Regions from separate parts of the Mus musculus genome. Here region 2 is linked to region 1. A link is a contact called in ENCODE POLR2A ChIA-PET data. All regions are on one chromosome and are shown on one strand. Each heading gives the region's core, a stretch centred on a gene start or an enhancer-like site at or near the end of the contact. The rest is flanking DNA. Distances are from core to core; before and after follow the strand shown.

Region 1 (5,355 bases), core at 1,990-4,489:
GGACCAGCTCAGAGCCCCGGGGACAGGTTCTGTATAGGTGAGGTCTATTATGTTGAGAGAGTGATGCCATTCAAGGGTAATCACACAGCAGGGAATGGTCAGCCTCTGGCTCTGACCATATTGCCCAGCACACCCAGGGCCCTGCCCAGCGCCACCCACCTCTGTGATGCTCCCGGGCTGGAAGGGGAAGGCAGGTTCCCGGTGTTCGGTTCCCCAGGTCCCATCTTCCTTGGTGTTACACACAATGGTGTTGGCGTCTCCATGGGCATTGAAGCGAGGATTGAAGTGTAGGCACAGGTTGTTGCTGTCTTTTCCCAGGTTCAGCACAAAGCTAGGGGGGGGGGGGACAGGTGGGCTTTCAGCCATGTTGGATGGTGCTAGACCCCAGCTCACTGAGAAAATGCAACATCAGCAGCTGGCTATGGACATGCCATGTTGAAACTCAAGCAACAGGAAGGCCAGGAACTTCGATTCTACTTCTGGTCTCACCATGTGAACTGAGCTAGACCCTGCAGATTCTCTCTGACTGTACAGTGGTGGTGGTGGTGGTGGTGGTGGTGGTGTGTGTGTGCGCACTAGGGGAGCTCTCTCCCAGACATTGATAGTTGTCAACCCCTTTGGTCAAGAGGGGAGATTCTCCAGATGGTGTCCTATCTGTCTTGTGTATCTGAGTCCCTGGTGCCGAGTACAGCGCAGGGCACACCATAGATTTTCCCTCACTGTGGAGAAGAAGCGTAAATAAGAATACGGAGTTTGAGCCTTTAATCCCAGCACTCGGGAGGCAAAGGCAGGCGGATTTCTGAGTTCGAGGCCAGCCTGGTCTACAAAGTGAGTTCCAGGACAGCCAGGGCTATACAGAGAAACCCTGTCTTGAAAAACCAAAAAAAAAAAAAAAAAAAAATGGAGTTTGGCTGGCTGTGGTGGTGCACGCCTTTAATCCCAGCACTTGGGAGGCAGAGGCAGGTGGATTTCTGAGTTCGAGGCCAGCCTGGTCTACAAAGTGAGTTCCAGGACAGCCAGGACTATACAGAGAAACCCTGTCTTGAAAAACCAAAAAAACAAACAAACTAACAAAAAGAATACGGAGTTTGTTGCACGGAGCCTGGTAGCGGTGTTCACCGTGGAGGTATGGTAGGAAGAGGCGAAAGGGCTCAGGAACTTACTAACAACAGACAACAGACAGCAGCAGCTGCCTGCTTGATGGAACTGGCCCTGGCTCTCTCCCCTCCACCACTTTCCCTCTGGCTTTATTAGGAACCCCAGGCTCTTAGGGGTGTGGAATATGGAAGTACACACTTTCTATCCCAGCTCTGGGGAGACGAGACATGTGGGTCTTCGTGGAGGCCAGCCTGGTCAACACAGATTCCATGCTAGCCAGGGCTATATAAGGAGACCCTGTCTTCGGAGAAGAAAAGAAAAGAAAAAAAAAAGTCGAGGCCTCGTGAGCTTGGGTGACTGGTCCAAACTCACATGGCTGCTGGGGGCGGGGGGGGGGGGGCGGTGGGGCGGTATGAATGAGGAGGAAGCTCTGGAAAAAAGATTGAGCCCCTGCAGGGCACCCTCAGGCAGCAGGCACGTGGGTGACCACTCCCTCAACGCCTCTCCCCCGCTCCCTCGCGCCACCCCCGCCCCCCCCCCCGCGGAAGGGGAGGGGCAAGCCGGAGTCGTTGAAGCAGCAGCTGCTTTAGTTTAAGAAACTTCAGCCGGGAGAAAGGAGGCGGGAGGGAGGGGGAGACCACGGCGACGTCGACTAGACCCAGCGAGGAAGTGACTCACCCAGAAAACGCAGCATCTGCAGCTGCCCGTTAACCAGCTGCGGGCTGGGGAATGAGCGGTTCCGGCCGGCCACGCCCATCGCAACCTAAATCTGCGAACCTGGCCCCCTGCCCGCTCCATTCTTTTCTCCAGTCTCACCTCTTGGCGTCCGAGGCCACCTCTCCCCGAACTTTGAGACATTCCCCAGGTTTGAGATTCAGGTTGCTGGCGACCAGACCCTGTGTAGACAAGAGCACCGAGCTGTGTTTAGGTTGGAGTTAGACCTACCTGCATTGGGCTGGGGTGTAGGGATGGGGTCATTCCCACCCTGGAGTACCCTGACCAGCCCTAGGGGAAGCCCGAGGTGGGATGGGCTGGTCAGGATAGGGTGTAAGTTGATGGGGAACGACTTCATTCCCAGCAGGGTGTCAAACTTGTGACTGTCCTACAGAACAAGCCCTAAAAGACATCAGCTTGGAGACCTGGACTTAGAGTGGAGGGGAGATGGAGTGTGACTTCCTAAATCCTCATTTTGCTGATGGAAGGATTAGGCGACCACTAGCCTAAGGCCTTGCTTCTCTGAGATAGAGAAAACAGCCTTTGCCTCCCCAATCGGCTTCAAGGCTCTCTGCTTAGATGCACACCATCGGGAGGGAGCGGAGAGGCTGAGGGGCGGTGGGACTGGGCAGCCCGAGAGTGGCAATGTGGACTTAGCACGCTAGAGAGCCCAGTACATATCAGGGCACTGCTGTGCACCTACCTGGGTGAGTTGACAGGAGTTCATTTGGGCAAGGGGTTTCTTTGACATTTGAACCCTATACCTGAGGGCTTGCCTGTCTGTGCAAATGCATGCAGTTTCCTCCGCCCAGCCCTGACCCGCCTCCACTGACCAGCCTGGAGCCTATCTTAGGCCCGGGAGGGTTTTTTTTTTTTTTTTTTTAGTTTTCTGGAGCAGAGGGTGACCAACTGAGCCCTGGCCCTGTGACTGGGGACAGCTGCAGCGGGGGAGGGGTCAGGAGACTCTAGAGTGGAGAGGAAGAGTGAACAGGGAATGGCCTTGGCCAAAATGTCCCCCTGCCTCCCTTTTCCCCGGGTGGCCACACCCTTCCCACTCCCACTTCTCAGAAAACGGCAAAGCAGCAGAATACTGGACTTTGCAAGGCAGGTATGCGGCCAGAACTACGAGAAGTCCAGAACATTCTTAAGCCAGAGACGCTTAAGGTTTCAGGGGGGAACAGTGACAGCCACCCCCATTTTACAGATGTAGCCACTGAGGACCAGAGAAAACACCTGTCCAAGGCAGCACAGCTGGGACCAGAAGCAAGTCCCCAATTGTCTACTCTCCTGTGCCCATCTGCTTCTGCTCAGTCCCCTAGACCTTGGAACAGAGGGTCCCGCACTCACACAGGCCATGATTGAAGCTGAAGCGAAGAGATTCCTGAGACCTGCTCCACCAGCAGTCAGAAGACTCCACCCGAGAGACGGGCCCCAGGCCCGCTCCGACCTTTTTAACTGGATCAGACCCGGTGAGTCCCGCCCCTCCCCGGGAGTTCAGCCAATTGCATGTCAGGACAAGGATGGGGGCCACCAGAAGTGGAGTCTATGGATTATAAAGTCAATTTTGGAGCAGAGGTGACCAGTCAGAGAGGAGACCCCCCCTCCTAGCCCCTCCCTCAGGGTCCTGGCGCCGCCTCTTATTCTTCTCCATCCCTCTTTCCACTAAAAAAAGATTTGTGCTGTGGCAGAGATTGGGGGAGCCAATGGAAAATAGTTTAAGGATGAGTTAAACCTAAGAGTTGGCGGGATAGGGCCTGGGGCCAGCAGGGAGAAAGCCCCTAGGTCCCAGCGCAGCTGGTGGGGGAGGGGGATGTGTGTATAGATGCCTGCAGAGAATTAGAGCAAGGCTCTCTGAAGAGGCTGCCGCCTGGCAGGCCAGGGTGTGGCTCTCGCTGTGACTCCCACTGTGGGCTTCTGCGGGAGGACTGAGGAGGACCACAAAGCACAGGCCCCACCAGGGCTTTCCCCGGAAGCAGAGGACTGTGGCTACGGCTCAGTGCAGCTCACTAGGGCTAAAGAAAGCCTGGGCTGGGCGCCAGGCCTGAGGCTGGTGTCCTTGGCTCATACCTTGGACTTCACCCCACTGCAGGGCCTGCAGAGAGTTCTGAGTGCCTTGGCTGTGACATCCCCGGGGCCTGAGAGGCAAGCCTCGGGGCAGTCCAGGGTGTGCCAGATGTGCCCCCTTGGTCTCATTCCCACTTTTAGAGAAGAGACTTGGCCATCCCTTCCCATTCATTTAGCAGTTATTTTCCTGAGCCCCTACTGTGTGTCTAGCTCCGTGCTGGCCTCAGAGGGCATGAAGATGAGCCCCTCCCAGGCCCTGCTCTCAGAATTCACGGTTTGGATAGAATGTGACTATGCGTTGAATTAAGAAATAACACCGCACTGGCACTGAGCAGGGCAAACACTCACCATGGTGGGGTAGAGACTGACATATGAAGCAGGGATTTGAAAGGACCCAGCATTCCAACTGGGCAAAGGCTTGGAGATGAGAAGCCCGTGCCTGGGGAACGAGCTGCTTACCATGTAGGAGAAAGCTGGGCGTTAAAGATCATGAAGGGTCTTGTGGGCCAGGTAAAGGGTTTCAGTGTCTTTTACCTGAGGGTCTTGGGGAGCTACAGAGGGTCATGGGGTGACATGAGAGACTTAGGGAGGTTCACTGAGCAGAGCGGAGGGTGTGTGATAATACAGGCACTTCAAAGCTGCTCTTGCCAAAAAGCCTGGATTCCTCCCGTGCCCTGGAAGGTTACTGAAAGGGTGAGTCTGCCCTCTCTGCCTTTGTCTTTGTATCTCTGTCTCCTTCCTTTGGCTCAGGCTCTCGCTTCCCTCCGCCTTCCTGACCTGACCATCACCCTTCTAAGCCAAAGGCACGAAGACTAGTCACTGTCTCAAAAATGCCGAGCCAAGCCTTGCAGGACAACCCCTCCCCCACCGGAGTGTTCCTGAGGTAACTGCACACCCGGGAGAAGGAGTGACCCTCTCCCTAGAACTTACACATCCCCTTAAGCAATATGACTTCTTTAAGCCATCGTACAGAGCCAGTCAGTCAGCCCAGGTATGCATACCTCTTGTTATCTGTGCTGATTCTTTCAATATTTAAACTTAAACTACATGGTGGCTCATGCCTGTAACACCAGCACTTGGGAAAATGAGGCAGGAGGATTAGGAATTCTCATCTGCTACATGAGACCCTGGCTAAAAAACAAAAAACAAAAAAAAAACAAAAACAAAAAACAAAACAAAAAACAAAACAACAACAAAAAACAAAAAACGGGCAGTGGCGGTGCATGCCTTTAATCCCAGCACTTGGGAGGCAGAGGCAGGTGGATTTCTGAGTTCGAGGCCAGCCTGGTCTACAGAGTGAGTTCCGGGACAGCCAGGGCTACACAGAGAAACCCTGTCTCGGAAAACAAAAACAAAAACACAAAAACAAAAAAACAAATTAGCAGCTATCCAGGCAGTGGTGGTACACACCTCTGACCCCAGCATTCAGGATGTAGACAGAGGCAGCTCTCTGTGAGTTCAAAGACAGTCTGGCTTACA
Region 2 (5,355 bases), core at 2,110-4,609, 62 kb before region 1:
AGCTGTGCCCTCTGACCTGATGATCAAGCTGCTGGGCTGTACATGAGACCTGCACTGCACACCTCTGGGTCATTCTTGCAGAGCGCTTTAGTCTGCAACTGGGCAGCAGCCTGACAGTGCAGGTCTGCAGAATTCACCAAGGGCCCTGGACACATGCCTTCGTGGGTGCAGACACAATGGCGAACACAACAAGTGAGGAATCTGAGACAATGGAAAAGCCACCAGCCTCCGGCTGCGTGATCAGGGTCTAGTCAGGTTTGGGGACTTATCCCTTTAACTGAGGCAGCTAGAGGCAGCCGTGGGCCGGGGCCGGGACCGGGGCCGGGGTCGGTGCCGAGCTAGCAGACAGAAGAGCTCTCAAGCCTCCTCTCTACATCCCCAGGACCCCTTCCAGCTCTTAGAATGTAGGAGGACGGAATGAGACAGCGGGTCAAACCCTCAGCTCTCATCTCTGGATGGCCAAGGACACGTGCTGCTCTTTCTGCAATGTGTCACTAGATTAACTGAGCCCCAGAAGGTACAGCCACCAGGCCCTCAGGCGAGTGCACAGAACCCCACTCAGGGACACAACATCCTCATCCCCCCCACGAGGGTCCCAGCCCAGCCCGACACATACTTGGTGACATCTGGGGCTGAAGTTGGCCGCACAGTTTTCCTGAGAGCCTCAATCCAGTTCCGCCGGATGCCCGAGGTCATGGCCGACAGGGTATAAACGGCGTCCTTGGTCTGCAGGGACATCCTATGTGTAGCTCGCCACACGGCCAGCCCTGTGTTCCCTCCCCCTCCCAGGAAGGGGTATAGGGTCGAGTGGGCGTGGAAAGTGCCTCACTCCAGGACTCTCTAGGTATGTTAAGTATGGGCATCAGAACTGCTGACTGGCAGAGGGCAGTCTGAGACTAAATGAGTGAGTGAGTCAGGCCGCCACCTGCCCAGGGCCTCGAGTTACACCCCCTGCCTCCCGGGTCTACCCGCAGTCTCACGTGGATCTGGAAGCCATAGTTGCGCTGGACCGCATACTCTGTGACGTCAGTACAGGACCGCAGGTCGATCTCACCGTCCAGCTCATCTGCCTGGAGCAACAAGATCCACCGTGGGTCCCCACTCCACGAACCCCAGCCACAGCCACGGCTCCCCGCCCTTCCCCGGGCCTGCCCACCCAGGCACCTTACCTCCTCAGCCGTGGAGTCTCTGTAATATTTGAGGCTTGAATCCGTCAGCACAAACCAATGCTTTTTCCACTGTGGAAGAGGAGACAGTGAGGGAAAGGTTTAGGGAAGGAAGGAGCCTGTGTGTGCTTGTCCACCCTTTGCCCGTTCTTATAGCTAAGGATGTGAAGGGCAGATCAGATCTGAAGCCAAGCAGACGGAGGCTGGGAAATGGATTGTTCCCTCCTCGGTAACCAGGCCTTCTGTGGCCCCAGTGCGCAGCTTTTCTCTGGCTGGCTGACTGTTCTTTGATACAGGGTTGCATGTAGCTCAGGCTGGCTTTCAACTTGTAATAGAGCCAGGATGATCAGGTTGTGGGTGGGTACGTGTGCGGCAGTGCACGTGTGGGTCAGAGTGTGTGGATGGGTATTGTGTGGTAGTGTGTGTGTGTGTGTGTGTGTGTATGTGTGCCCGCGCGCATGTAAGCATATGGGTGGGTACATGTATGGCATGTTCGAGTGTGTGTTAGAGGACAACTCTGTGGAGACCGTTCTCTTCCCTTCACCTTTACCCTTCTTAGATTCCTGGAATCAACTCAGGCCACCAAGCTCGCCACGGCAAGCGCTTTAGCGGCTGTCTTTCTGCCTTGACCCTGAACTTCTTCTGATCATCCAGCCTTCAACCTCCTGGGCACTAGAATTACAGGCATGCACCATCATGCCTGTATTATATGATGCTGGGCATCAAGGCCAGAGTCTTGCCTGGTAGGCAACCATTCTATCAACTGAAGTATTTGAAGCTCATTCAGGACCACTCAAGATATCAGAGCTCAGCATAGCACGTGCCTTTCTCCAGTGCCGATGAAGGAAGGTACAGGCTCTGTGAAGTTAAATGCCTACAGGGGCAGTGACTAAGTGGGGCCAGACCTCTGCAAGTCTTTCTCTGCGTGCTGGCCTGACACAGGGTCAAGGACAAAGGCCTCTCAGACAGAAGGACTAGAAAGAGGCCTGGGGCAGGCAACTGAGTGTTGCTCCCCCATCTGTGCTGCGGGCTGGTTACACACATGTTCCGGTGTGAGAGTGCATTGGTTAACCCTCACATTTGTGATTCCGCAGTGTGAGTCCCTGCAGTACCTCTTTTAGGCTGGGAAGCCACATGGGAAAGGGACAGGCAGCCGAGCATCTCATGTGTGTCTCAGACGACTGCTGGCCACTTTCCTGGGATCCTAGTTGCCATCAGCCCACTGCTGGATCAGTGTGTCCTGGTGCAGCCCTCTTGGGGCTCCCCCAACACCACAACCCTGCCTAGGCTATTTCCTATTTTTATCCCATAGGGACATGATACGGTTTCTAGCATTTGAGGGTGATGCTTTCTACTTCTTCCCAGGGGTCTCCCCTGAGAAACAGGGTTTAAGCACCAAATGCCCAGAGTGTGAGTGTTGCCTTGCCATGTGTCTCTCAGCAAGGGTCACCACCTCCCCAGCCTTCACTGTTCTGACTCTACACTGGGAATGGCAAGAAGTCTAGATTTTGGGTCAGGCTACAGGTTATCTGTCGTTCCCCCCACCCAACCTGCTCCCTCCTCCCCGCCCGAGACAGGGTTTCTCTGTGTAGCCCTGGCTGTTCTGGAACTCACTTTGTAGACCAGGCTGGCCTTGAACTCAGAAATCCGCCTGCCTCTGTCTCCCAAGTGCTGGGATTAAAGGCGTGTGCCACCACTGCCTGGCACTCTTAAAACAATCTTGCTCCTGGAGTGGACTAAGGTACCACTTGGGAACTCAAGTGTCTCTGTGAAGTGAGGAGGGTTCTATGGATAATGGTTTCTTGGTTGTCTAGGTCAGCTCTGTCCCTAATTGTAACAGAAGATGGATGAAGCTCTGAGGGCCCCAGGTTCTAGGCCTGGGCTGCCCAGGGTATCACTCAGCCTGGAAGAGAGCTCACTCTTGTGGCTCCGACTCCCATCTGTACATGAGGGGCTGGGGCTGGCTGCCCTCCCAAGGCCCTTCCAGTTTGGACATTCCAAAACCCAGTGAAAGAGCATGAGTAATGGCCAGTTCTGGGTGGTGCCCATAATCCCTCTGCCCTCCAGGGACTTGGGGTAGGGAGGCCAGAAAGGGGTCACTGGCAGGGCGCCAGGCCTTGTGTGAGCCTGGCCAGCAGCCACTAAGGGATGGCAAGCAGGCAGCGGGGACAGAAGGCTGCGGGGAATTAAAGCGCGTGGGCAGGAAACACAATGCGATTCCCCTTGGCTCTGAGCCCTGCCCAGCATGCGGACCGCATGCAGATCTGATGCAGATCCGAGCCATGGGCACATGCAGGCAGAGTAGGCGGAAAGCCAGTTTAGCTCCCAGCCTCCGGCTTTGCCTGGCCGCTGAAAGAGCAGAGCTGGTGAACGGCACCACCTCAGCTATTTCCAAGGCCAGTCACAGTAGACTGGAAAGACGGAGGGGTGATGAACTAAGCTTAGAAGCTTCCGGCTCCTCACGCAGTCACCTCTGTGAGTGACTCTGTTCTCCATCATACCCATGTCACAGATCTGCTGACTGAGGCTGTGGTTCCACCGACAGGTCTGGCCTGTGTCCTGTGCCCTACTCTGTACTGTCTGGAAGTTGGTACAACTCAGGTACAACTCGGGAAGCCTTCACCCCAGACCCTCAGACTCCTGTCAAGCATTGTCATGAGGAAGGAGAGCCAAGATACTCCTGTCGAGAGCTAAAGATGGGATCTGGAGCGTGCATGGCAGGGAGGCTCCACCCTGTGCCTCACATGTTAAGACTCATGAGGAAGCCTAGAGCCAGCAACCTGTCCCTCCTAAGCATTCACTAAGCCTCTCCCTCGACCAGAAATTCAACTCCATTAGGGTTTTCACTGGCCCTCCCATCGGACCCCTTTACCCACCCCAAGAGCCTCTCCACGGAAGCCCTGCATCAGCCCGGCCAGTCCCTCCCCTCCAGTCTCCTACCTCTCCAGGCTCATCCAAGATTGACATCCATCCTTTCTTGAAGTTGAGCAGATCGGGCTACAGGAAGATGAGAAGGCAAATGGTCAGACTCAGTGTGAAAGCCGACGGGGCTGCTAGAAGGGAATGCGACAGTCATCCTGTCGTAGTCCTGGTGACACTGAGGTCCTGGGAGACCAACGGCGAGGGCAAAGGACCCAGAGAACTTAACTCTCCTCACCTACCCCCAAACCAAGCAGACTCCCCGCCACTGAGACAGCCTTAGACCTTTCCCCCAGCATCTCCCCCTCCCCAGGTGTCCAAGCTCCCCGGCCCTACCCAAGATGGGGAGAGGGAGAGACAAAAGGAACTTTTCCTATAAAGAGAGCCCCAGGGAATCCAGAGAGCAGCCTCGAGAAATAGCCTAGTCCTCTTCGGTAAGATCTAGGTGGGCCACGCGGAACACAACCCAATGTTCTGTCCAGGCCACCACTCCTACCCTTCCCTCATCTCCTAGAGACCCTGAAAGGTTGAGCCAGGCCAGGCTGAGGGCAGATATTCTAAGGCCTCTTCCCCTTACGTCTCCTTAGACAGGCCATAGCACCTCAATCCTGGCAAGCCCTACCTGGCGGGTCCTACCCAGAGATGCATAGCCCTGAAGTCTGGGAGGCCCCAGCTGTAGCATGTTCCACAGGGAGGCTGTGAGCTAGCTCTCTCTGCCCGGGCCTACATGTGGGGGATCATCCTGGCAGTTTCCCGACCCGCTCATCTGGTGGATATCATCCACCAGACCCTCTCTGACCACTGGGGCCCCTCTCCTATCTAGGTCTCTTATCCTTTAGTAGCCTCAGCTCCTGCTCGCTGGCAGGGAGAACAGGGCAGGCCAAACAGGCTGGCGGGGAGGAGGTGGCCACCTGTTGCCATGGCTCTGAGCCCACCTATCAGAGTGTGCATCGAGTGAGCCTCACCAGGCCAAGGTGTCTGGTTGCATGAAGAGAGTCAGTGGGACAGTGTAGCAGGGTGCAGGTGGCAGCTGGGAACCAGAGCCACCTGACCCAGCCACCTCTGTGGGCCTGCACTCCTTTAGAGAACCCCGATTTCCTCAGGCAGAGTCAGTGTGCTGAAAGCATACCCCAGCCAGTAGCCTAAACACCTAGAGCTATCCACAGCCAGAGTTGGGGCTCCCTCATCCTGTATACCTGTCTGAGGGAGAAGGTGGGCTGTGCTCCAAGCCCGGAAACCCTGAGGCTGTGATCGTCCTGTTTGCTTTCTC

What was found. ChIA-PET counts read pairs that join two places held with the same protein, here RNA polymerase II (POLR2A).
Region 2: POLR2A ChIA-PET joins it to region 1 with 11 read pairs in Patski. The contact joins the enhancer-like site here to the promoter of Lgals1 in region 1. POLR2A ChIA-PET finds 5 or more read pairs at or near these places in 4 of 5 experiments (Patski and embryonic stem cell).

What each region holds. Positions count from the first base shown.
Region 1 is chr15:78,924,609-78,929,963 of GRCm38, reverse strand. Lgals1 (lectin, galactose binding, soluble 1) reads right to left here and starts at 3,239. Exons shown (of 4, transcript NM_008495.2): 1 at 3,160-3,239; 2 at 1,915-1,994; 3 at 160-331. The coding sequence starts at 3,168. It overlaps Gm30368 (a long non-coding RNA gene), which reads left to right and starts at 1,993. Exons shown (of 6, transcript XR_003951546.1): 1 at 1,993-2,920; 2 at 3,017-3,281; 3 at 4,627-4,759.
Region 2 is chr15:78,986,700-78,992,054 of GRCm38, reverse strand. Triobp (TRIO and F-actin binding protein) reads right to left here. Exons shown (of 25, transcript NM_001039156.1): 13 at 4,107-4,163; 14 at 1,170-1,238; 15 at 981-1,070; 16 at 617-726. Among named protein-coding and RNA genes, the nearest start is that of Mir6956, 13 kb to the left of the region's middle. Within about 2 kb of position 3,359, at least 3 of the 3 ENCODE cell types and tissues checked have a DNase peak (open chromatin) inside an H3K27ac peak, as active enhancers do.